Regions from separate parts of the Mus musculus genome. Here regions 1, 3, 4 and 5 are each linked to region 2. The links are chromatin loops, found by intact Hi-C in ENCODE. Cell type or tissue: left cerebral cortex. All regions are shown on one strand.

Region 1 (5,000 bases), 210 kb after region 2:
TCTGTATGTCAATCTCTGCTGTACTCCTGGCACCTGACAGGGCACCTGATTGTGACAAACTGCTTTGGTGTAACCGAGAAGGTGGAAAGATAACCGGAAGGTTAGTCTCAATCTCTTAAGCCGTGCACCTTTAACTCCTTCTTTCGATACATTCTTCCTATTTTGCTTTTACTTTTCTAGAATTTTTCCACACATGCTTTACAAGGCCTGCCCAGTCTACATGGAGCTGAGGAAAGCTATGAAAGTAGCCAAGTACAAAAATGTAAAGTTAAATAGAACATAAGACTTGTACAATTCTTGAGCACCAACAATATGCCACAGTGTCAAAAGGCATTACACACCTGGGTTAAGACAGGAGTACTTCTGACATATTTTATTATATATAATAATAATATAGATAAATGTTATATAACATTTTGTGGTTGCATAATACTCTTCTATATTGATCTATAAAAGTTAAATTTGGCATTTCTTCTGCCATTATAAATGACACAAACCTCTTTATACAACAGTCTCCCACATATCTATATATATGCCCTTAGTAGAAATTTCACAAAATGAAAATATTCAATGTTCTATAGTTGTGTGAAAATTGAACTGTGAAATAGACTCACTTCCACTTGCTGTTGCTTCCTGGAATTATGATGTCATAAAAACCAATGTACTGTAGGATCTTCTGTGGATTTAAAAAGATCATCATGGATGCTGCTTTCTTTAATGTGATTCAAGATAAGAACATGGACCCACCAACCAAAAATCATTCCTACATCACAGGTAGAAATGAGAAAGGTTTTCTCATATTCCTGTAAGGATGCACAGTCAGAGAGATAGGTCTTAGAGTCCTGTTACTTACTGGACTATAGAAAAAAGTTGAATGGCATGTCTACATCTCAGTGACCTTTATTTTAAAGGACTAGGTTGGAGTCAGTAACTAGAGAAACAAAGTTCCCTTCTAGCTTTGAGAAGCAACAACTCTGTGGAAATTTTAGTTTTCGAAAACACCCCATTGTGCTTCTTATAAAGCTAAGCATATACCAGCCCAGCAATTCTATTATGTGCCTTCTCAAGAAAAAGGAAATCATATGTCTTTAAGAATTTTTAGGCAAAGAATTTTCTTACCAGCTTTATTGATAATGGCCCCAAAGAACAAATCAACCAAATGCCTACCAATGGTGTATTCATGGAATCCTATGTAACCACTGAGGTACTGGTAGGCACAGTCATATGCATAAATAGGCACATGTGCAAATGCCCTGAGGGTCAAACTAGATAATTAGTCTCCCAAGAGGAATTGCATTTACTTGGGAACAGAATAGCATTGCAATGAGAAAATACGTGCCTCAGTAAATGGTGAGAACATTCGTGGAGGTTGGGGCAAGGTGAAGTTTTTAAAACCCAAAGCTAGAAAAGATGCATATGCTATCTGAAGCAGTAATTTGTGGTCTAACAACACAGTGACTATAACAGAAGATCTAATAGCAGGAGAGGCCAGTCTGAAGCTGACAGACAAGTACCGGGCAGATGTCCTGAAGAAAGGTTCGCTCACGTGCTTGTTTTCAGTTAAGCCTGAAGTGCTCTTTGAGTAATCTGGGGTTCTGAGAGGTTTTTGTGATAATTACCATCATCAGCACTGGATGGTAACATCCTTCGCAGCTCCCTTGCTTATTTATTTTTGTTTTTGTAAGACTTGACAGAAGCAATTTAGTTGGATTCTGACAAGTATCACATGTGCGGAAGAAGCCTAGAAACACTCTCATGTGTATGCCGCTGTAGAACTGACAAGATTGATCTCTTGGCACTAGAAGTCAGAATGTGCTTGCCCTGGATAAGGCAGGAGGCTTGATTTGGAAAAGACTCAGAGAACTGCCTGGAATGATGTAAACATTCCCCATCTTGTTCTAAGTGCTGATCATTCAGAGGTGTATCACTGACGAAACTCAATGTCTCAAACACTTGTTTTGTATATAATGTCCCTGTTTCTGCTTTAAGTGTCTTCTGAACGAGCTCACCATCCTGCTGGAAAATATCTAGGTGAAATAAACATCACCTTGGGGCTAAAGAAAAAAACTGGATGCTTCAGAGGCCCCCATTAAAATCCTAGGAGAAGAAACACAACTTCCAATCCTAGCATGGATGTTCAGGGCAGCTGCACCAACATGTGTCCTTGATTGTTGGCTCAAAGATGTCCTGAAGCCGCCAATGTGCTTTATCTCAATTTGACAAGAGCTAAGTGCTAGAAAGCACAGCCAAGAACAACCCTTTCAGAGTAGAGAAATGTATTTTCCAACTGACAGAGGGATGAAAGCTTACGATCTTTGTGGGGAAGTCTGCACAGCTGTGCAATTATCTGGGTAATCCCCCCCCCCTAAGAAAGAGGCATGGAGGCCAAAGATAGAAATGCTAAACAAACAAATACCAATTGGGGTAATTCCGGGAGCATGGAAAGTCCATAGTGTGTTTGTGCTCTGCCCTCTGGGAACGGAAGGGCCACCTGGCATTGATGCATGAACTGAATATCGTACCTGTAACATCATGACCAGCTCGATCATGATCTGCCTATAGGACATTGGTTTGTAGCTTCTCAATTCACCTCTCCAACTGTGGCATGCGGTTGGTTTGGTTTTTTGTTTTTTTATAGGTACCCACCCCCCCAAATTTTAAGTCTCATTCACTTTGCTGCATGTTTGAGTGTCTGTGAAGGCCAGAGGTTTATATAAGGTATCTTCATCAATCACTTTCCACACTGTTTTTGAGAGAGTTTCTCCATGAACTTGTAGGTAATTGATTGACTAGACTGACTGACCAGTGAGACCCAGGGACCTTTTTATCCATCTCCATAGCCATGGAATTAGCGGCAAATGCCACCATGCCTGGAATTTTTACATGACTGCTATGGATCTGAACCCAAGTTCTCATGTTTATACAGAAAACACTTATGTCAATCAAGCTATCTCTCCAGTTCAAAGATGCATTTAATTCACCTAGTCTCCCAGACATCATAGCTTAGCCTGGCTTGTCTTAAATGTGACAGAGCACTGATCTTCTCCTTAAGCTGGAAGCAATCATTAACACAAAGTCGATTTTATAATAAACCATGGAGGATCTCATACAATTTATTGAATGTTTGTATCCAAAAATGTCATTGTAGTTCACTCTAAGTAACTAGACCACTGACCTTCATACCACTGTCACTGGCTACCACTGCCTGGCATCTCAGGAGAGGTATGCTAGAGCATGTCACTAGCTGAGGAGAAGGCACACACTTCAAATTCCAAGAACCAAGTCCAACCAATGTATTTTTGCTTCTGTATCATCACAAAAGAAAAAATATCAAGGCCTAGTGGGATCAGACATTCAAAACAAAGTCTTCATCCACAAAGGTAGAACATATAAAATGCTGCCACATGATAATACTGCTTTTTAGCTTTCTTCTCTGCCAACTTATCATGAAAAGTTCCATCAGATGGCTTTTATGAGAAGTAAAGTGCTCCACAGTAGCTGTTACTTTCTTAATCATCTCTTACTAGAAATGGACACAGGATGCATTAGTAGGAAAAGCTAGACTTGACATTTTTAAATAGAAGGTTATTTTTTTAAAGTGCATTCACAGAGGTAAGTATAGCTCATCACTAATTCAGCAGGGACTTATGGGAAAAGAAAAAATGGAAGGCTAGACTAGATTTCCAGATCTTCTGCCTTTGGTGACATACTGTTATCACATCACCTTCATTAGTAAATGCACTAATGTGCTCCATCCAGGGAGAACAGAAAGTGACCACAGACTCATTGAGAGAACTCCATTTTACAGCTCCTAAGAAAATGGAAGGAAACAAAATAGACTTCAGAACTCCAGGCCAGCTGTTTGTTGTACTCCCAAGGCCAGACACACTTCTCATGTTTGACACATTTTCCTGGTGACCCACCATAGATTGGCCACTGAGAAGCCACAAATCAAGTCAGAAATGGCCCACCATCTCCCTTTATCAGAAGGCCCTCATAAAGGTAAAGCCAAACACATCTAGATAGCCTTGGCATTAAAAAATTGGCAAAATCTCCAAGATGGCTGGATGATTACTGAGTGTGGATATTTTGTCAAATGTTGGTGAACATGACTAATTAAAAGTGAAATGAAGGGTAGTGGCCCAGGCTTCTATGCCAGCATTTGGGAAGCCTAGGCAGGAAGATTCTAAATTGCAAGCCAACCTATATTATACAATGAGACACGATATCAAAATAAATTATAATAAGCACTAACATATTCAGATGACAAATGACAAACCGAGAAAGTTAATTGTCACAAGAATCCCTCTTTTTTTTTTAGAGTTGAAAGTACATGTAGATTTTAAAAATAAAATACACACTGCCTAGAAAGTCAAATGGAGGATAAATATAATGATCTAGTGGGAAAGAAATACAAATGGCTTATTTAAATACTGAAAGTGACTTGGTCTCACTCATGGTCAAAGGAATGCAAGCAATGCCCCTTCTGAAAGCCTATTTCCTGTTAGCCAGCTTGGCAGTCTAACAAATGAATAGCTGAAGAAGGGGGTTGGACACGGTGACTATATAGGGGATTTGGCATGTACTGTGAAAAAGTTAACATCCAGTGCGCTTGACCACTAATATTTCCATAATGCTGTTCATTCTATGGCATGTTTGCTCTTATGAGACACGTTCGGAGAAATTTTTGCCTCTGGGGTGGGAAAAGAGTCTAGAACGCTCTCAGTTGCCAACCACTTGCATCATCCGAAGCTTTGTAAAACACAAAGCAATTTGCTAAATCTGATTGGTCCTCACTGCTTTCCTACATGCCCTTCCTCTCAATCTCACTTTCACGCTCTCTCTTCCTCTCTCTCTCTCCCTCTCTCCATCCCTCTTTCTCTCTCTCCTTCCTTCCTTCTCTCTTTCCCTCATTTCTTCTGTAGCCCAGACTGGTGTCAAACTCACAATATAGTCAAGAATGACCTTAAACTTCTGATTCTCCTGCCTCTACTTCCCAA
Region 2 (5,000 bases):
GATTTTTCCAGGCAAAAATTCTGAAGACCTGGCCTGAGTGACCTGCTTGGGTTTTAAGATATTTGTGCCTGGGACCAGAATTCAGCCGCCTTGTCCATTTCCCACATACCAGGCAGCTGCTACTGTCATACAAGTCATGGCTCTGGGCAAGAAGCCCAGAAAAAGGTCACCTCCTGCTTCTCCCAGGGTTTCAGAGATTCACTGTAACCCACAGGGTGGTGGAGCATTCCCTCAGGCCCCACTCTACTTCTTGGTTCACTCTGGATCCTCATTAGCCTCCCAACAGCTAGATAGAACTCATGCTGACTGCCCTAGAAGACACAGGGCTATGTTCTTTAGGATGATAGGATCCAGGTGTTTTCTTTTCAAGAACACTCTCCCTTGCCAGGCAGCTGTGGAGACTGCCCAGATGACTACCCTGTGCTTCCTCCTCCCCCTCTTGGCTCGTTGTTCTAGTACCACCAGCGATGGCTCAGTAGAACTCAGCAGGGCATTTTTGCTATACTGATCTGGGCTGTAATCAGCCACTTCTCACCCAGATGCTGCATAAGCTGGGTTCCCTCCAGCGCTTTAGCCTAAGTAAAGCTCTTACAGGCTGTGAATCTTCCTCAGGGGAAGTATACTGAAGCTGTGGTTAACTTACAAGGCACAGGAATGGCTTTTCACTGTGGTCATCATCTGATGTCAAAACAGAGTCTGTTTCCCCTCCACCTAGTTCTCTGGTCTTTTTCCGACACCTTCCCCCTCATAGCATAGCTCGGGCTTTAATGGGGTTTCATATTCCTGCAATCAGGGACGGGGGTGGAAAAAAAATTGCAGCTGATGAGATTTTAATCCTTTCTGCCTTTGAATTCCTGACCAGAAGTTTTATGCCTTGCAAAACCGCCCCACATCATGCTTCTTTAAGCCTTTCACACTCACAGGAAGTCTCTACTGGCCCCTTGACAACTGGAAAACACTTGTACAGTGACAGTGCAAGTGCCCTCGTCTGTTACGTAGACATCTCACTTAGCAACGAGAGCCTCAGACCGACACAGAGGGAAACCACTTGGAGTTATCCTATCTTCTCCCTTGTCTCACCATACACACTATGCTACCATACAGCAAAGAGCCTACACAGAGCACAGGCTCTGCCTACCTCAGCCTCCCAAGGGCTCTTTCAAGCAGTCACTGTCACAAGTCACACAAGGGTAGACATTCCTTTCTGACCACCACCTGCTTCCCACCTCTTGAAAAATTGCCAGAGGCCCAGGAATGGATGGTACTTTAGCCCAAATCCCAGGGCAGTCCTACCCCCATGGAGGTGTCCTTGGAGCCAGTCCTAGGAGAGGGAGGGACTAGCAGGAGTCCTGAGGCTCCTGGGGACAGCACACAGGCTGCTGAAAGGGCCTGGCTTAGTGAAAACAGGAGTTGTTCTTGAAGTTGCTGGCTTGAGAGAGTGGCGCAGACCCGTTTGCAGGCGAGGTGAGGGAGGGTAAAATGGTTTTCAGAAAGTAGTGGTCTTGGTGAAAGGGACTTGCTTGCAGCCAGGTTCTGCTTGCACGGGCTCCTGCTGGCAGGGCAGAGGAGGGCATATGCATCCTGCACCCCCTCTGCTTTTGAGAGCAGTGGCATAGTAGTCCAGGGGCTCTTCCTCAGCACCTCCAGTTGTTTCCAGGAGACAGCAGCGCAGGCACAGAACCCGCTGGAAAGAGCGCCGGAAGTTGTCAGAGAGGAAGCCATAGAGAATGGGATTGGCACAGCTGTTGGCATAGCTCAGGATGAGGGACACATGGTTGACAGTGGCATCGAGGCTGGTGACAAACAGGTTCAGAAGCTGCACCACATAGAAAGGCATCCAGCATAGCACAAAGACGGTCACCACCATTAGCACGAGCCTAGTGATCTTCTTCTCTGAGCGCCTCCGTTGTTGCCAGCCAGCCCGCAGGGCCACAGCGCGCATCTTGCCCACAATAAGCAGGTAGCATAATCCGATGGCCAGAACCGGGAGTAGGAAGCCCAACAAAAAAGTATAGATCACAAAGACCGCAGACCAGGCCGGGTGAGGCCAGTGCAGGTTGCAAGCCACGGCCTCGCCCCCACGAGCTGGCCTGGTGTCAGCGAAGACTGCGATGGGCAGGGTGACCAGCAAGGATGCTAGCCACACTCCCAGGTTGATTAGCTTGGCCACGCTGGGCCGCCGGTAGGTGGCGGCGCGCAGAGGGTGCACAACAGCCACATAGCGGTCCACGCTGAGCACGGTGAGGCAGAAGACACTAGTGAACATGTTCAGGCCGTCCACGCTAAGCACTGCGCGACACAGCACCGCCCCGAACGGCCAGTGGCGCAGGGCAGCCGCCGAGGCCACGAATGGCACGCTGAGCATGAAGAGCTCATCGGCGACGGCCAGGTTGAGTAGGTAGATGTTGGTGGCTGTCTTCATCTTGGCATAGCGTAGGATCACGAAGATGACCAGGGCGTTTCCCACCAGGCCCACCAGACACACGAGCGCATAGATGCACTGGATAGTGACCATGCCCGCTGTCCCTGTGCCGTCGGACCCCATCGCATCCTCCTCCTCCTCGTCCGGAGCCCAGCTGGCGTTGATCCCAGGGGTCCAGGTGGTGTCCTCGACCCCCGGAGGCAGAGTTGCTGGCGCGTTCATGTCTCGGGGTGCCCACCCCGGGCAGCGGAATGCGGTGGAGAGCAGCGGAGCGCTGAGCCAAGGACCAAGAGGCGGGCTGGGGTCGCGCGCGCACACGCTCGGCTCAGCCGCTCCGCCTAAGAAGTGCGCGGGGGCCCGGGAGCACCCGCCAATCCCTGCGCTGCCGCGCGCCCCTCGGCCGCGGGAGCTCCATTTGCCCGGCGCGCGCCCTTCCCTTCGCGCGCCCAACCTCAGGTGCCTTTGCCCGAAGAGCTCTTGTGGGCTTTTCTTACCTGCGCCACCTCTGCCATGTTGCCAGTTTCGCCGGGCTATCAGAAACTTTACTTGGAACCCGTCCTACCGTGTGCCGCTAGATCTCGCCTCCGTCAGCTCTTCAGATCCTCTCCCCTTAGGATCCTGGTTCTCTCCGAATCGCTCGCTCACTACCTACAGTTTTCTGGGTATTAAAGTATCTGGATGGCCCCAGATTACCCCAAGCACCCAAGCACGCAGAGCCATCATCCCAGCACCTGACAGCCCTTCCCTGCTCTTTCAATGTTCAGAAAGTCCTGTATTGTCCTTTAGCTCAGTCCAGGGATGAGGGAAACTGAAAGTCTCTATGGACATTTCTGTGGATTCAAGGTCGATAAGAGGCCAGAGGTGGAGTTGGGGTCCTGGGGTGTGTGTCTTGGATCTCTCCCTCTCTTCCTGCCCGCCCGCCCTCCCTCACCCCAAACACTGGCCCTCTGAATCTTTTAAATTGAATCTGCATGGAATTAAGGTCCTCAGGAAATGGAGTGGTATTAGGAGAACTAGAGATACCTTTAACCCCAAGATAACTAACCTCAGGCAAGTGAAATGGCTCAGGGATAAAAGTGCTTGCTCTTAAGCCTGAAGACCTGAATTTTATCCCTATGATTCACAAGAAAAGAAATTTGACCTCTATTTCCCACTGTGGCATGCATGCATCTGCCTCCCATCATTCATATATATATATATATATATATATATATATATATATATATATACACATGTATATATATACATATATATATATATACACACACACACACATGAGAGAGAGAGAGAGACAGAGACAGAGAGAGAAAGAGAGAGAGACAGAGACAGAGAGAGAAAGAGAGAGAGACAGAGACAGAGAGAGAAAGAGAGAGAGACAGAGAGAGAATGCTAGTGGTGACATACGGTTTTAATCCTGGCACTTGGGAGGCAGAGGCTAGCCTGGTCTACAGAGTGAGGTAGCCAGAGCTACACAGAGAAACCCTATCTCAAAAAACAAAACAAAGAAAAAAAAATAAAAGAGAAAAAGAAAAAGAAAGTGAATCCCTGTCTCCCAGGTGCTTTGAGTAAGTGGACTCCAGTGACAGAGAGACCTGCTAACTCCCACATGGCACTCACTCATGGAGGTTCCTGCCACAGGAAGAAAGATGGCTTGCCAGCCTGTGTCATCCATCCCTGCTTCCAAACTCACTGCTAGACATGAGCAGGGAACCCTCCACTTCTGCCCTAGATAAGCTGCTAAAGCAAGGCCCTAGAGAAGAGCTGGCCCTAAAGGGCATGACCCCTTTTGTGGTCAGTCCTTAAATGTGCCTGCTTTTTCCTTTAGTCTTATTCCTATCAATGTCTCCATGGGAGGGGCCTGGACCCTCACACAGAAAAAAAGCAGAGGAAATGTTTAGTGGAAGGAGGTGTCCAGTGCTTTCTGTGTAACTCTGGACTCTGGAGAGACTCTTCAGTAACTGTTCCACAGATTACCTCTATTTCCAGGTCAAGCGTGTTGTCTGTCTGTCCCCTTCCCTGGACTCACCTCCTCCGAGGTCCCTTCACCTATTGAGCATTCAGTACTCTCTCTTCCTGGAAAAGTCTTTCCTGAAGTTCTCCGGGTGAGCTTTTGGAATCTTCCTACTTCTTCCTCAAAAGTTCCTTCCTGGTACTTCCTGCCTCCATACTCTTTGCCTCGGGCTCTGAACATGTGTCATGAATGAGGTTCAGGGACTGGTGGGGCCATCTGATCTTGTCTTTTAAAAGTTGCTTCAATGAACTGGTATTAAGTTGATGCCAAGAGGCCCTACCTACAGCATAGCACTGTTGCAAAGGTCAAATCTCTTGTGGTTGTGTAAAAGGAAGTTGGGAAACCTGACTTTGTTTTGGTTTGCATATCACATGTCTCCCATAGGCTGTGTCCCCTTGATGGTGACACTACTTTGCAGAATGGAAACTGGGAAGCAGAGCCTACTTAAGAAAAATAGGTCTCTTGGGGACATGTCTTTCAATTTAAAAGGAAATTATTATTTTCAGTTTCTAAGTGTTTATCTGTGCATATGTTTGAGCTACATGCTACCTGGTGCCTTGCAGAAGC
Region 3 (5,000 bases), 120 kb after region 2:
TTCAGCTGGGTTTTTTATTATCAAGGATGTTTAGTATACTTTCCTTTACCACATTTTGTTTATCAAGAAAATCGGATAACCAGAATGAGCTTCACTCCTCTTTAAGGCAGGACGAGGTGAAAACAGTGAAGAAGAGGCATGGAGAAGGAGAATAGTTCCACGATGTAAATGTCAGTGCATTGCATGTCCTTATTGTCTTCACAGGTTTTTCTTAAGTATATTTTTCATCACAAGCTCTGAACCAGCCACCCTTTGGTGCTTGCCACCTCCTGGTGCTTGCCACCTACAAGTGTCAGCCACAGGTTCCCCCTAAAGCCCATAGACTGGATCATGGCTAGTTACTGGTCCTTGAGAGATGGAGCTGTGGGTTAGACACATTTGTCTCAGCATCTCTGGATGAGTGCCAGGAAAGGATCCTTCACATACTGAGTCCACACAGCCTGTCATCTCTACCTCTTCAACAGGTAAAGGAAGCTGCTCTAAGCAAGCATAGGATTAAGGATGGGGTCCTTGCTTCCCTTCATTCCCCCTCCTACCTCTACACTTTCAATAATTCCCATGAAGCTTGCTTAGATTTTTGACATGCTTGTCTTTCGGAGATGAGAAACTGGTCCAGAGAGTGTGAGAGAGAAAAGAGAGAGATCAGAACTTTTCTCTGTGTTGAAATCTGACCTGTCAATAATTCAAATGGCAAAACAAGAAGTACCCAGCTCCGACTTATCTTTTGTTATTTTTCATATTTACTTTCCTTGGTGTATCCTGGTGGGGTTGAGACAAAAAACTAAAAGGTGAAGAATCAGTTCTTCACCAGGTTGATTTCAGATTAACATTTAGCCCAGAATGCCACAGGCCTGGAAAATAATAATGATGTTAAAGGCATCACCACCCACACCCATCCAACCATCTAGAACACTGCCAAAGAAAGCAAGCAGTAGAGGGACCTGCTGGTGAGGTGGTTCCCTGAGAGCTATGGGGACATGCATTTCTGCCATTGAGATGATTTCCAGTGCCTGGTGTCAACCAACTCAACTCTTGTGAACTTGGAGATATGGTTGGTGTGAAAAACATTGCTCTAGGTCCATTCCATCACCACCATATTGGCTAGCTCATCCAGGAATGGAACCTCAAGCATTTGTGGATCTTTGTTTCTTTAGTGATGATGGTACACACAGCTCTGATAGAAACCACTGAGCCTGGCTCCTATTCACTGTTGCCATGTTGTCTCCAGTCCAAACACTAATAGGGAAAAATACCCTCAAATCAGACACCATAATTAAATTGTTTTGTTATTGCATTGTATGGGTAGATGAGATTTACCTAATCAAGAAAGCATGTAAATTAATTTAAGTAGGCATGAGTGACAGAGTCACCAATTTTGAGGCACAGCAGAAAGTGCTTATGCACTATATTCATGCTAATGTGCTTTCCAGCTTAGGAATGTGCCTGGGGAGGATGCTTGCTGCTACATGATTGATTGATTGATTGATTGATGGGGTCCTAGAAACTGGACAGACCCAGCGGATATAAAGTTCATCATTGGAGACAAATCCTGTTCCTCCGTCTTCCCACTAAGTTGAATCAAGTCCTATGACTCAAGAGGAGAACTTTCACTATGCGTCTGCTTTAAATAAGGAGACATTAGGCTCTGGGAATGCATCTTGGAAGAATGCCCCAATGTTCAGCAGTATTATGCTTGGCAACTAGACACCAAACAACTTCAGAATGTGGACCTCAACTGAGAAGACACATAAGCAAACCCGAGGTGGGGATGGAGGTGCATATAGTTATTTGGAGGTATCCCCAAGGAATCAGATTGGAGGGAGTAGAGAAAATAAAATAAAACAAAACAAAATAAAGGGAAGTTAGCATCATAAGCCACTTGCAGTTGTAGGTACCGGAACTCAACCCAGGTGGAAAGAAAAGGTGAAACGTGGGTGGCTTCACTTGAAGTATGGGTTCTTCCCATCAGACCCAGCTGTTGCCAGATACCATCTCTACAGGTTTATTGTACCCTCTCTGTGTCTCCCACTCAAGATGTCCCTCAAAAAGATGAAAGAGAAGAAAAATGGCTTCTATTGTCACTCTGTTTCTCTCAAGGTATGTATCAAGATCTGCTCTGTAGGACTCTTGGGCTGGTACTCATACTTCTAGTTTTTCAAGATGCCGCCCTTTCTCAAAAGTTTGCTCACTGATGGAAAAAAAAAAACAAATAGAAAATATAATCAAAGACAGATTTCAGAGCTTATAATGATAATGATTTCCCCCAGGTCACAAAAATCAATCAACAAACAAACAAACAAAAAACAAACAAAAAACAATGGCCTGTATTATGAATGATTCTCTACGTGCATCTTAAAGTCTGAAATCAGTTGCTCAGTCTGAGCATACAGGAGAGTGGATATGAGAGGCTTCGTGAACCTGAGCTCACCAGTTTAACATTGATGTTCAAGAGAAGATGTGACCCACCCAAGGAAAGGAATTATCCACATGGGGCTCGTTTGCCTCAAGCAGTAACCTAAAGCCAGTGTCAGGGTATGGGGAAGCCTTTGAAAACTAAGCCAGAGAGCAATCTGAGAAGCAGTTCACAGACATGATGGTGGAAACTCTCAAGTCAGAATGATAGCTGTGCACTTATAAAACCTCCAATTATTGGGAGGAGAGAGGCACTAGGTGCCGAGTAGCTTCAGAAGGCAGAGCCCTGTGGAGTCTGGTTCAACCAGAAGGGCTTCTGACTCTCAGACTTCTGGTCAAGAAAGTGGTCCTTGATGATTCTTGATTTTTTTTCCCCTGCTACAAACCTGTGTGGGTTTCTAAACTTGGAAGCTTCGCGGACTGCACTCTTAGCTACAGTTTCTTTTAATTTGTTTCATGGAGAGTAAGGAAAATGGGTGGTGCCCCCTGTTGATAGAAACTGGCCTTTCCTCTGGGAGAGAGCCATTGCCTTATTGCTTTGCTTGGCATTACTATCTCCCTCTCAGGGCTGATTCCCCCAAGGGGTTGGAAGCAGTGTATTATAGGGTCATTATAGACCAGAGGGTATGACAACTATGTTAGAGCCAACTTGTCCACAGCTCGAACAGCTTTTTCCAAACAGTCTTGTGGAAGCCACTTGTAAAACACCATCTATTTTTCATACCTCAAGTTCCAGAAAGTTCTGGAGAGCCTGTAGGATAGAAAACAGCTGGAAAGTGGTATACTGGTTTGCATCTGGCAACAGGATGGGTCAAATCTATTTTCACTTCTCAGACCCAGAAGACTTTAGAGCTAACACCCATGTTTGGATGTCATTGTTGGATCACAACACAAATGACTGGCAGAACTCCGAGGACACTGCATGTGTGGTAGCCTGTGTCTGGGGAAGGAACTTGGTCAGGCAAACTACTGATGGCAAGTCAGAGTTCAAAGGCTGAAGGACCTGGAGTATGCTGCCCAGAAGCTGCAGAAAACACACAAAAGAGAAGAAAGGCCTAGCTATTGCAGAGTTTCCTATCTTGGGGAAAGGGCTGGCCTCTGGTATGGCTGTTTCTGAAACCTATGAACTATGTAACCTGAAGGTATTTTAAGAGAAGAGGAAACCATTATTGGCCAAAGGCAGTTCTCTGAAGGAACAACAGGAACGAATACAAAGGGACCTTGCTAAACAAGGACAAGACACCAAATGGCATTAAGACAATCATGCAGACTTCCCACATTGTTCTATTTTGCTTTTGATCAACCAAAATAAGAAACAGAATTCTGTAGATAGAGTTTATGTGGGAATGAGTAGAATTTACAGACCTGGGAAATTTTGATAATCATAAGCCTCTCTGAGGTTACTACAGAGAAAACGCTGTGTGTGTGTGTGTGTGTGTGTGTGTGTGTGTGTGTTGTACATGTTCATGTATGTGTGCACATGTGTGTGGTGGCCAGAGGTAGATAAATATTAGATTTTCTCCTCAGTTACTTTCCACCTCATTCTTTGAGATAAGGTCACTCACTGAACCTGGAGGTCACCAATTTGGCTAGGCAAGCTGGTCAGTGAGTTCAGAATCTGTCTCTTTCCACTCCCCAGTGCTAATATTACAGTCATGCACTACCAGGCATATTTATTTATTTTAACTTGGATGCCAGAGGTCTGGACTCTGGTCCTAATGATCTTATTTTAAGAACTTTACTGCCTGAGCAGGTCTCTTCCCTCTCCACTGTAGGGGAAAGTGTGTAAAGTCCAAAGAGAGAAGTAGTATAAGCTGGTCGCAGCAGCTCCTTGAGAAGGTGGAATGGGCTGATTCATGGGACTGGCTGTTGGCATGGAGATGTCTACCCAGAAGCAGTTGTAGCTGCGTAATTGAGTGCATCTTGGATCAAAAAGGCTTTTGTTAATGCTGTGAGGTTAGTTGTCTTTGACGGCAGTCCCCTTGCCGCCTCTTGACTCCATCTTGCAAGTGCCTGACCTGGGTGACTCCATTTTGGCACAGAGGACTTCCACACCTGTGACCTGAACATGTAGCCTGCCCTTAATGAATATGGAGATAAGAGATTTTTACAGCTGGAAAATATGACAAACGTTTTATAATGAATTTTATGGTACATCTATAGTATCATAAAATATAGTATAGTATATATTGAATATAGTGTTAGACAAGAAGTAATTTCATATTAATAAGAAAATAAATGTATGTTATCAAGTGACCAATCAACCAAATGGTAGATGTTTCCTTAATGATGTTTATGAGGTAACTGGACAACCCAGGGGTAGGTGATGGACAGTGGGAAGGCAGAGATAGATGCATGGCCTTACATAAGAAAGACATAACACACTGAGTACTTCACATTGTAATATAAATTTCCAGCTAAGGTACAGACACTTTGTGCAATTTCATATGAAAAGGCATCAAAATGTACCATCTATGGGTGAGAATGCTATGATATCACTACAAAAGTCCAATCTTTTAAGTTCAAGGAAGCAGTTCCATAGATATCCTTAGGTGGCTAGTCTTTTTCAATCATTAAAAGAAAGTAAG
Region 4 (5,000 bases), 190 kb after region 2:
CCTGAAAAACTCCCAAACAAATCCTTGAAACCACCAGACTTAGTAAAATTCTACAAGACTGCCACTTTATACGAGGGAGGACAACCCAGAATGTGGCAGCCTTTCTCTTCAGCCTGCAGATTTCCTTGGGTTTCTGAGTCTATCCACACATAAAGGTCTGGGTCAGGAGAAACATAGTCACAGAGCCTCTCAGGATCTTGCTTTTCTGATCTGAGAAATGGGCAGAAGAAATGAGTGCGTGACTCTGATCTGTAGGGGTTGCAGATGCAGGTCTTCTTTCCTTTTAAGGCAGTTATCTTTCCTTTTAAGTCTAGGATTGTGAGAAGTCTGGCTCTTATTTCTGGTTTTTCATGGTGTCGAACCAATATAGGATTCTGCTTGGAGCATTTTGTTATTTTAGATCCACTTTCACTGCAAACCCTATTCTTTGCTGGGTGACATTGACGAGACTTGAGGATCTTCCTTCTTTACTCTATGTATGTTTCAGGAAAGTAAAAGAAGGCAGGAGTCACATTTATGTGACTGTAAATACTAGAAAGAAACAACTTCCTCAGGGAAGAATTTGCTTAGGCTCATGGTTACAGATGGCTTTAGTCCATCGTGGCAGGAAGAAACAGCTGAACAGGTTAGTTCATGGGTGACTGATGACCCACAGCAGATCAGGAAACAGAGAGCAGAACAGGAAGTACGCAGAGACACGAAGTCTGCAAGCATGCTCCCCGCCCCTGTGACCTACTTTCTCAAGCTAAGCCCTAACTCAAAAAGATTCGACAGCCTCTCCAAATATTGCCTTCTGTTAGTACACAAGCATTTAACACATAAGCCTGAGGTGGAGGACATTTCGTATTCAAACATGTCCAATGATATAAAACCTCCCAGTGGGCCCCACCTCAGAAAGGTTCCACCACCTTCCAACAGAGCCAGAAGCAAACCACAATGAAATCACAGCTGATTCTAGTATTGCTATCAGTCATTTTAGTGGTGTGTGAATTACTGGATTGTAATGAAGTTTGTTTCATCACAATCCTGAACTTGAAGTTACCTATACACAACTTGTGAGTAAGACCTCAAGGTCTTACATACATTATTTGACTTGAAAGCAGCTTTTAGGTGAGCTGGTCTCCAGCTGCTCATTGCTTCACTCCTTTCTACCTGGGATTTTCCTCCTTGCCACCACTGCCTCCTCCTACCTTCTTTCCTTCTCTTTCCCTCTTCTCCTCCTTCTTTCTTTTCTTCTCTGCCCCTCTTCCTGTGCCTATCTGTATGGAGTGAGACTGCCACAGCTTGCTGCCCACATCCATGGGGTTTGGGCATTGGGTGGCTGCTTAAGGCAGACTTATCTTCATATTAGTAGGCCTTGTTGAGGATGCCATTGTCCTGGAGCCAAATCTGTCTCTTATCTTATAGCTGCCATCCATGCTAGCGATGGTCCTTTCTTTTAGGCTTTGATGTCCAAGATGACTCTCTTATTTCCTCTTGCACTGTCTGTCATTCCATTTTCTTCACAGGAGTCTCCATGATTTCCTTTAAAATTGGATATCTTCCTTCCCCTGGCAGAAATGGGTTGACCACACCCCCTAGAATTAACCCAAATGCCACTCTTTATTTACAGCCTACTTCTCATTCACATTTGAAGTAGCTTGGGACCATATCTACTTTATCAATATAAAATCAAGTGAGCCCCATGAGGTTTCCAGCACAAGCCAATAAGAAAGAACAGAATATAGATGATATAGATATAGATATAGATATAGATATAGATATAGATATAGATATAGATATAGATATAGATATAGATATAGATATAGATATAGATATAGATATATACAGATATAAATAGATATAGGGCAGTTCAAAACCTTCTGAAGTGTCAGACTTTGTAGGCAGGGGTCTTTAGATAATGAGAATACAAAATATGCCTTTCTAGAAGAGAGAAGAGAATCTTAGAACATGTCCATGAAACATTACAAGTGAAATTGTCACTGTGACTAAAATTGTCTTTGAGGGAATAAAAATCAAAGGATAAGAAAAGAATTAATCCTTAGCAGGCAGGCAGGGTTTTTTTTCTTTTTATATCCTGATTATGAGTCATTGGCAGTGCTCTGTGTGTGGAAGTGTCCCTAAGTGCCTCTCCTTTGCAAGAGCAGTTATTTTGAGCATTCTTCACTTAAAAATCAAGTGGCAAGTGCTGCAAGATTCAAAGCCCAGGTCCTATCAGTGTGTGGTTTCCCAGAGGCTGGGCAGTGGGAGACCACAGCTGGGAGCCATTAGACATGCAAAGGAGAGGAAAAGTGCAGGCCACCCTGAAGTTTCTGCGATCTGCTAACACTGGCTTAGGCAGCTGCATGTGAAAGGCATCCTGTGTTCTTAGTCTCTAATTACCCAAATGAAACTGAATTTCCAAATACAGAAGAGGGACTCCTAGACCCAAACAGAAGCCAGAGCTCAAGTGAGACAATGACTACCACCAAATATTACTACTCAGCTCTGTGGCATGACTCCACTTCCTTCTTCCTTGGATTCTCTTTGAGAGTCCACAAGAAGCATTTTGCAATGCATGTAGGGAAACATGATTAATGAAAGTAAACTTTTTAAAATAAATGGGACATAAAGAAGTATATCCCATTAATTTTAAAAAGTAGCCGAGAGAAAAAAAACTACATAGAATAAAGTCAAGTGTTCTACAAGTGAGCATATTTTTGGATTTGGGTTCCCCGGCAGCCCATGAAAGAGAAAAGGAGCAAAGAGTAAATAGCATAGATGGCTACCCTTTGACGGTTTAACAATCCTACTGCAGAACAGCCTTCCTTACTCTAGACACACTGACCCAGCTGCAATACAGGCTAGGTTAAACAGGGCTGGAATTGAGCACCATGCCTTCAAGCCAACGAGCTAACTTCTAGCAAATCCACCTGGCAGGCTTGACTCTGCTGACTTCCGCAACCCTGCCCTTCAACTCTGGTGTCTTAACTTAAAAATGGGAATATATGTCCTTCCGAATCTATAAAGAAGTGGTTCTAGGAACCTCTGAATACCAAATTGACCTTTGCAGAAAATGGTCATATTTTTTTAAATTTTATTTTATTTGTAATTCATTTTTTGCACTCTATATTACACCCCTACCCCTCCCCATCCTCCCTCCGACTGCTCCACATCCCACACCTCCTCCCCACCCAACTCTGTCTCCACTTGGATCCCACACATATCATTTCAAACACTTCCTTGTGATAACTTTTTGTAAATACTTGTTCTACTAAATTGGGTAAGGAACAATAAGAAGACAATGCTTATATTTTCAACTCACCCAGCACTGTAAAACTTTTCCCTTTGCAGCTGTCTGAGTACATGAACAAGAATCCTGCAGATACAGAGGACCATGTGATGCTAATACCACATATGTTTGATAAGTTCACAGAATACTTGAAGGGTCTACCATATGGTACTATTGACTAAGTATGGATGAGATACACAAATCACACCTGTCCACCCTCAGGGAATATACATGTTTGTGCAGTCAAAACATAACTCAGTTTTATGGTAATAAGAGGTGGTCTTATAAGATTGAGCCTCCCTACCCCGAAGCTGACAGTGACTCAAATACATAAGCAGTTTGCTTGGGTATCCCCAGGCAACCTCTCAGAGGAGAAGACAGTACATCAGAAATAAAGACAAGTAGTTGTATGTCACAGGATGAAAGAAAGTGATCATCAAGTGTCTCGGGTAGAAAAGAGACAAAATTAGAAAGGAGTATTCTCTACCAGTCTCTGTTTCTCTGTTGGATATGGTGCCATTTAAAGTCACGATTTCCATGTGTAGAAGAAACAAAAGTATAAAAGTGCCTGGAAACCATAGAGCAGAAGCTAAGAGAGTGGATGAGCTGGCCACACTGATGGACAGGGCAGGATGGCCATTAGAACGAAGTCTGCTAAACCTGGGACAGTGATGTCAATGCCACAGTCTCAGAACTTATCATCTCAACTCTTGACAGTGTTTATTCCATTTCTAGGATTGTGCATGCTCAAAGAAATCTTTGCTGTACTGGGCTCCTATGAAGACCAATTTCTTTTTTTATTGAATTATCAGGGGAGAAAAGACATTTTTCTTTGTGAATGCATGGCAATCAACCTGACATGCTTTCTGCAAATTGCTGTTACATATTTCATGTCTCTGGGCATTATCTATCCTTTTGTTCTAGTTGCATGATCATCAACTACCTTTGTTATTATTTGCATCTCAGTGCCCTGACATAGAGACAGGGATGTCCATGGATGAATGAGTGGTTCAGAACTTGGACAGATACAATCCAGGCTGGGACTTCAGGTAGATTCTGAGAAGTCTAGAGTCTATATAATAACTTAACCCAAAGTCTTGCTTTTTCTCATGATAAATGAGTGCAATATCTGCATATCAACCCAAGTCTATTTTGATAATTTGAGTCATATTTTTTGTATATGTGAGAATTTTATACACAGAAATGCCCTGTTATTCCATTTGATTATAGCTAATCTTGGTGTTCTAGTTTAAAGACATGGAAGGAAACACAGAGAAGCAGTCTAGGATGATAGAGAAAGGAAAGCAGACACCCGAAACAGTGAGAAAGCAGCAGCTATAGTGAGGATGGAGTTTCCACAAACAAATACAGATGTTAGCAGCTGCTGGCATGCTCTATTGTAGCACCTTGTACCACAAGCCAACAGCTGCTGGAAGCAAGCATCTGTGAGTGTCTGCTGGCTTTCATAGTCCAAGTGTGGTCATCATGTGAGCTGGGCAGAGAAGGTCCTGTAGAGTTAATTCTGTAGAGGAAGACTTCTGAGGCAGTGATGCAGCAGTGGATGAAGGCCGGTGCTACTCCCTCCATTATGCGGGCAGGGAGAGGCATCCTGCATATCACATAAGTCAGAACCCTGGCAGCCCTGAGCCTAGGAAAGCTGGCTGCACATCACCACACCTGCTAATGTTTTTTTCCCCATGGTCTTTTCCATATTCCCACTTTCCCCAAA
Region 5 (5,000 bases), 70 kb after region 2:
ATTTTAACTTTTAACATTCATTAACCCTTCATACACTTGTAAAGCTATGTTTCCCTGAAGGCATGGTCCCATTCGTCCATCTCTCCTTCCATGACACTCTGCTGAAACATTGTCTGTGGTTGCTGCCCATGCCCTTATGCGTTAAGTGTAATGCAGGGGAATCAAGAATCACTTTGCACATGCCAGAACCGCAGACAGAGTGCTTCTCACATGCTGAGACTGTGGGATGAAGCTTGGGCTAGTCTCACATGCTGTATCATTCTCATGATGACTGAATGGTTTTCTATAATCAACAATACCACAGAGTCTCTCTATTGGGTTTTATGATCCACCTCAGATGATTGCTGGGGTACAGAAATAGATTTAAAAATGTGAGGAATCCTTCAAACCATCTATATCCCTGGCAGACTAAGAATTCTTGCTGCATTCCATATGGTATTCTCTGGCATGGAAATAGTTTAAATTCTACTCAAATAACTGTAGAGAAGGGTTTCTGAGCTTGGATCCTACTGACCATTTGGTCAGTATGAATATTTATAACAGGAGGCTGGCTGTATAGTACAGGTTGCTCAGAAATGTCTCTCTCTGCTCTCTTTCAACTGGGTGCCAGTAGCCTCTTACTCTTTCCAGTTAAGATATCCAAAAATGTCTCCAGGCATTGTGAAATGCCCTTTGGAGGAGAAAAATCATCACAGTTGAGAACTACTGTCCTGTATCTCTACATACGACTAGTTACTGTTGACTATCCTCATTTGACTTTTGCATAGAGCCAAAGAAATTCATAGCAGTGGTCATTTCCTCCCTTGTGGGAATCTTCCTCCCACACATGCATCATTCAGAATGGAAGTATTCTCAAAGTTTTTGACTTGCTTGTTACATACTAAGTTTAATATGCTGAGCAAAAATAGAGACATAGTGGGTTCTACTCCCAAATTTCAGCAGGACAATAGCAGACTCTGAGTTTCTGCTCTTGTGGAATATCCCTGTGTATGTCCCTGAGGAGCCTCTGAGGGGCATTTTCAAGCCTTCTTTCTTGTGGTGTGTGGGGGGGGGGGAGGGTATGCGCACGCGTGCACGCGCATACCCGCACAAACATGTGGGTGTTGTTTTTAAATATACCAATTACTGTTAGATGCTCACTTGATTGCACTACTCAAAAAAATTCTTTTCCAGATTCAAGTCAGGCTGACAGGCTTACTACTTACATCTGGGTTTCTGCTGCAAGACCAAGTTCACTCAGGGCACCAGTCCTCTTCCTGAGGTCAGCTCTGTGCCATCCCGTTCTCCCTGAACTGACACAAAAAAACCCTGTCTTTTTCCTGATCCCAGTTAAAGTCTCTTTTATTTATTGAATTTCCTGTGGGTTAAGGGAAAACAACAGTCCTTGCAGTGGTGGGAATCGATTCACTGAAGATGTTTATAGCATTTCCAGCAGAGTCCCACTCTGGGGGGAAAGCAGTTTTCTCCCCTCAATCAAGTACAGATGTTCACACTGTGTGTGGTGGTGGCCTTTTCATGTGGTGATGATTTTCCTTCCTGCCTGGGTTATGAGCTCCTTAAAAATGAGGCGTCTCATATCCTTCAGTGGCCTCATCTATTCCCCACACTACCCCTAGGCAAATATTTATTGATTGGCCAGCAATTACACAGTTAAGTTCTGACATGAATCTGTATTTATTAAACAAGAGAGTTGAATAATGGCCTTGGGGTCACTGCAAGATTTATTGATCAGATATTTAATTTGCCTCATCACCCAACTCCATTGACCAAAAATATAGTGGGAAGAAGACAGAACTGTAGCTGCCCCCTGCCCTGAGTAAGAATAAGCTTTTGGCTGATGGCACTCCTTAATCATGGTTTTTAAAACTGAGATGTGGGTAGATTTCACAAAGTCCTTGTGGAATGGACTAAGAGAAGGCTGGGGTCAGCCATAGGCTATGTGGGGTTGTGGCTTCTTTCATTGATTGGGTCAGGGGGTAACCTTGGATGCAAGCAGCAGCACAGAAAAGACAGTCAGCAGCACACATTATTTCCTTGGCACATAGCTGCAGGGGAATTCTGCACCAGATGTCAGCGTGACTCCATTTGATCTAAATCTACCATGTAAATGTCACCGCCTGTCACTTGAGTTGCTGCTTCTCTATCCGGGAAGTGGGGACACAAGCTCTCTGCATTCGCATCCAGAGAGATACACAAGAGGAAACAGATGTAGAAAATAAGACAGTGTGGTATTGATGAGTACATTCTGGTTTTCCCAAGGGCAAGAAACTCATGTCTTTCCATCTCTATGTGCAAACCAAGACTTGTATCATTTTCTAATTATCTTTTAAATAAAATATAAAGTGGAGATTTGGCTTTGTAGTGGAACACTTAAAAGCAAGGTCCTGGGTGTGATTACCAGCATTGAGGGAGGAAAGTGACATTTTAAGAGAGAGAGAAAATGAATGTGATGCAAAGAGCTGACCTCAGGAGGATTGGTACCCTGAGTGAAGTTTCTCAGTAGAAACCCAGATGCTATGTAAGCCCTGACAGCCCAACTTGAATCTGGCGAAAAAAAGTTTTGGGTTGTGCAATCAAGATTTCTGGTTTCTAACCAGGATGTGACTAACACTAATATTCAGGGGAGAGGAGCACAAGTGTGTCCTATTATCCGTCTTGTGCAGGCAGTATAACTGAGGTAGGGATGTGAACTGAGAACACCGAGTACCTCAGAAGAGAGATGGCACACATCTGCAGAAATGCATAAGATATATTTCTCCTGATCTCACTCTTTATATGTTGTGAAAAGATTGGCAATTCACTAGCTCAGAGCCTATTTTAAAAGGTGCTCCCACTGATAACTACTCAGTCCAGTATTTCTCAACCTCCCTAAAGCTGTGACCCTTTAATGCAGTTCCTTGTGTTATATTGTTGCTACTTCATAACTGTAAATTTGCTACTGGTGTGAATAGTAATGCAAACATTTGATATGCAAGATGTCCTTGGTAACTCCTGTGGGGGTCGGGAATGGTTGAGAACAATTGACCTAGTGCCTATACACTCCTATTTTCACAATAGATTGTGTGCTTTAAAAACTGTAAGCCTGGATATTCAAGAGATCCATGAAAAAAATGTGCTTAACTTACCTGCATAAAAACAATACAGGTATGCTGTTGCCTGTCTGTAATTCCTGGACTTGGAAGGCTGAAGCAGAGAATTCTAAGTCTGAGGATAGCCTAGATACGTAAGTAACCTTTCCAACCTTACCCCTAAAAAACCATACAAAAGACCCCCAAGCAAAAAAGGAGTTTGAGTATTTGAGTTATAAAAGATCGCAAAGATGAATAAGATGTACAGCTGAGGTGGTTGTGGGAAAGTGGGTTCCCTCAGGGTTGTAGATAAAGTCAGTGACCTCTGTAACATGTGAAATGTGTTCATCCTTCTCCATCTGCACAAGTCATGGTTCTTTAGAGGATCGCACCCAGTAGAATACAGAGGTGAAAGAGGAGATAGGAGCTGGGGTCATAGAACCTATTGTGGCTGCCTGTAAGCTGAGGGGCAAGAGGAATAGGAAGCAGCTCAGGACCAAAGATAAATTCTCAGTCTGATACTGAAGGCCTGAAAGCCACCTGGAGAGCCACTTATGCAGGTTCATGTTCAAAGGCTGAAGAATCTGCAGTGTAGCATCCTCAGTAGTAAGACATGAATATGCGCAAGGCAGTGCATCCGGTGGACACACAGTTTTCTCATTTTTCCTCTTTTGCATTCCATCATGGCTCCTAGACTATCGAATGATGTCATATGTGTTCAGGATGAAACTTCTCCACTCAGTCTGATAACTTACATGCCAGTCATCTCTAGAGACACCCACAAGACACTCTCCCGAGTGTGCTTTACTAATTCTCTAACCATCCATACAGCTATCAACCAAAACCAACCACCACACAGTCCAGACCCTTCATCTCAGGAGTGGATTAGGAAGGCGTTGAGCTTTTCAGGCAAGCTGCTGCTCCTCTCAGCAAGAGGTAAAGCAGCTACCAATGGAGGAAGGCACTGGAACAATTGCTCTCACATGCCCACTGTAGTCACTGTGCCAGTCAGTTCTTTTGTCAGTTTGATACAATCTGGAGTCAAATCTGAGAAGAGGGACTCTCAGTTGAAAATTAAATACCTCCACCAGATTAGCCTGTAGCTAAGCCCGTGAGGTATCATGATAGATTTGGGAGGGCTCTGCCCACTGTGAGTGGTTGCATCTGTTGTTTGGTGGTCCTATAATGTACAAGAAAACAAACGGAGTAAACCAATAATCAGCATTTCTCTATGTTCTGTGCTTCATAGGTACCTGGAGCTCCCGCTCTGACTTCCCATCATGATGGGTTGTAAACTATATGTTGACATAAGCGCTGTCTTCCCCAAGTTGATTTTGGTCATGGTGTTTATCACAGGGATAGAAAGGAAACCGTGACAATTACTGTGATGCCCGCAAGAATGTACAGCCTTAGTACTGAGGAAAGATTTGGGGTTGAAAAAGTTGCCACAAGATAGGGTAAAATCATGTTTACTGGATGCCTTTTATGTAAAAGTCCATGTTTAGGTACATGTAGATCAATAAACTTACAGAGATCTTTAGAAAGCTATTTGTCTACCAACTAATAACAACAGTTCTCCCAGGACCAAGGAATTAAAAACAGCCTTTGTTGTCTTCTTTCTGACTTTGCTTTTCTAAATAAAATAGTGAAATACTATTACATTATTCCAAAAAGGAATTACATTTTATTCATTTGGAAAGCATAAATGTAACCAATAGTTGGTGGTATAAGTAGGCAGAGCTACTTACTGTCTGGTACAAGTTATTCCACAGTAAGTACATAGGATCAAAATGTAGCTCAATGGGAGAGTAATTGACTAGCATGAACAAGGCTCTGGGTTCAATTCCAAGCACTGCAGAAAAACAAAACAGAACACCATATACATGAAGTGCCATGGTAGCCAATGATCTCCAGATAAAGAAACCAGTAAGA

Evidence for each region. A loop is a pair of places that touch in the nucleus more often than their neighbours do. Peaks named below come from ENCODE experiments on the same cell type or tissue, not always from the same donor. Only the 100,000 strongest peaks of a DNase experiment are listed, where the experiment ranks them.
Region 1: it touches region 2 in a loop (2.0-fold over the local background); 4 of 42 quality-filtered maps call a loop at or near these places.
Region 3: it touches region 2 in a loop (2.4-fold over the local background); 8 of 42 quality-filtered maps call a loop at or near these places.
Region 4: a loop joins it to region 2, with 3.0 times the contacts of the local background. A loop is called at or near these places in 4 of 42 quality-filtered maps.
Region 5: it touches region 2 in a loop (7-fold over the local background); 4 of 42 quality-filtered maps call a loop at or near these places.

Annotation. Positions count from the first base shown.
Region 1 is chr2:148,186,297-148,191,296 of GRCm38, reverse strand. No RefSeq gene overlaps it. Among named protein-coding and RNA genes, the nearest start is that of Gm36597, 18 kb to the right of the region's middle. In left cerebral cortex, no CTCF peak of the experiment used is centred here; a DNase peak (open chromatin) is centred at 2,234; H3K27ac peaks cover 1,040 bases.
Region 2 is chr2:148,393,115-148,398,114 of GRCm38, reverse strand. Sstr4 (somatostatin receptor 4) reads right to left here and starts at 2,738. Exons shown (of 1, transcript NM_009219.3): 1 at 1,351-2,738. The coding sequence starts at 2,644. The coding sequence ends at 1,487. In left cerebral cortex, a CTCF peak has its summit at 2,171 (motif pointing right); DNase peaks (open chromatin) are centred at 1,743, 2,212, 2,818, 2,976 and 2 more places; H3K4me3 peaks cover 3,261 bases; H3K27ac peaks cover 3,279 bases.
Region 3 is chr2:148,277,316-148,282,315 of GRCm38, reverse strand. No RefSeq gene overlaps it. Among named protein-coding and RNA genes, the nearest start is that of Gm36597, 110 kb to the right of the region's middle. In left cerebral cortex, a CTCF peak has its summit at 2,907 (motif pointing left); no DNase peak of the experiment used is centred here.
Region 4 is chr2:148,204,026-148,209,025 of GRCm38, reverse strand. No RefSeq gene overlaps it. Among named protein-coding and RNA genes, the nearest start is that of Gm36597, 36 kb to the right of the region's middle. In left cerebral cortex, no CTCF peak of the experiment used is centred here; a DNase peak (open chromatin) is centred at 2,140; H3K27ac peaks cover 1,892 bases.
Region 5 is chr2:148,323,132-148,328,131 of GRCm38, reverse strand. No RefSeq gene overlaps it. Among named protein-coding and RNA genes, the nearest start is that of Gm39957, 66 kb to the left of the region's middle. In left cerebral cortex, no CTCF peak of the experiment used is centred here; DNase peaks (open chromatin) are centred at 247, 417, 699 and 2,094; H3K27ac peaks cover 1,595 bases.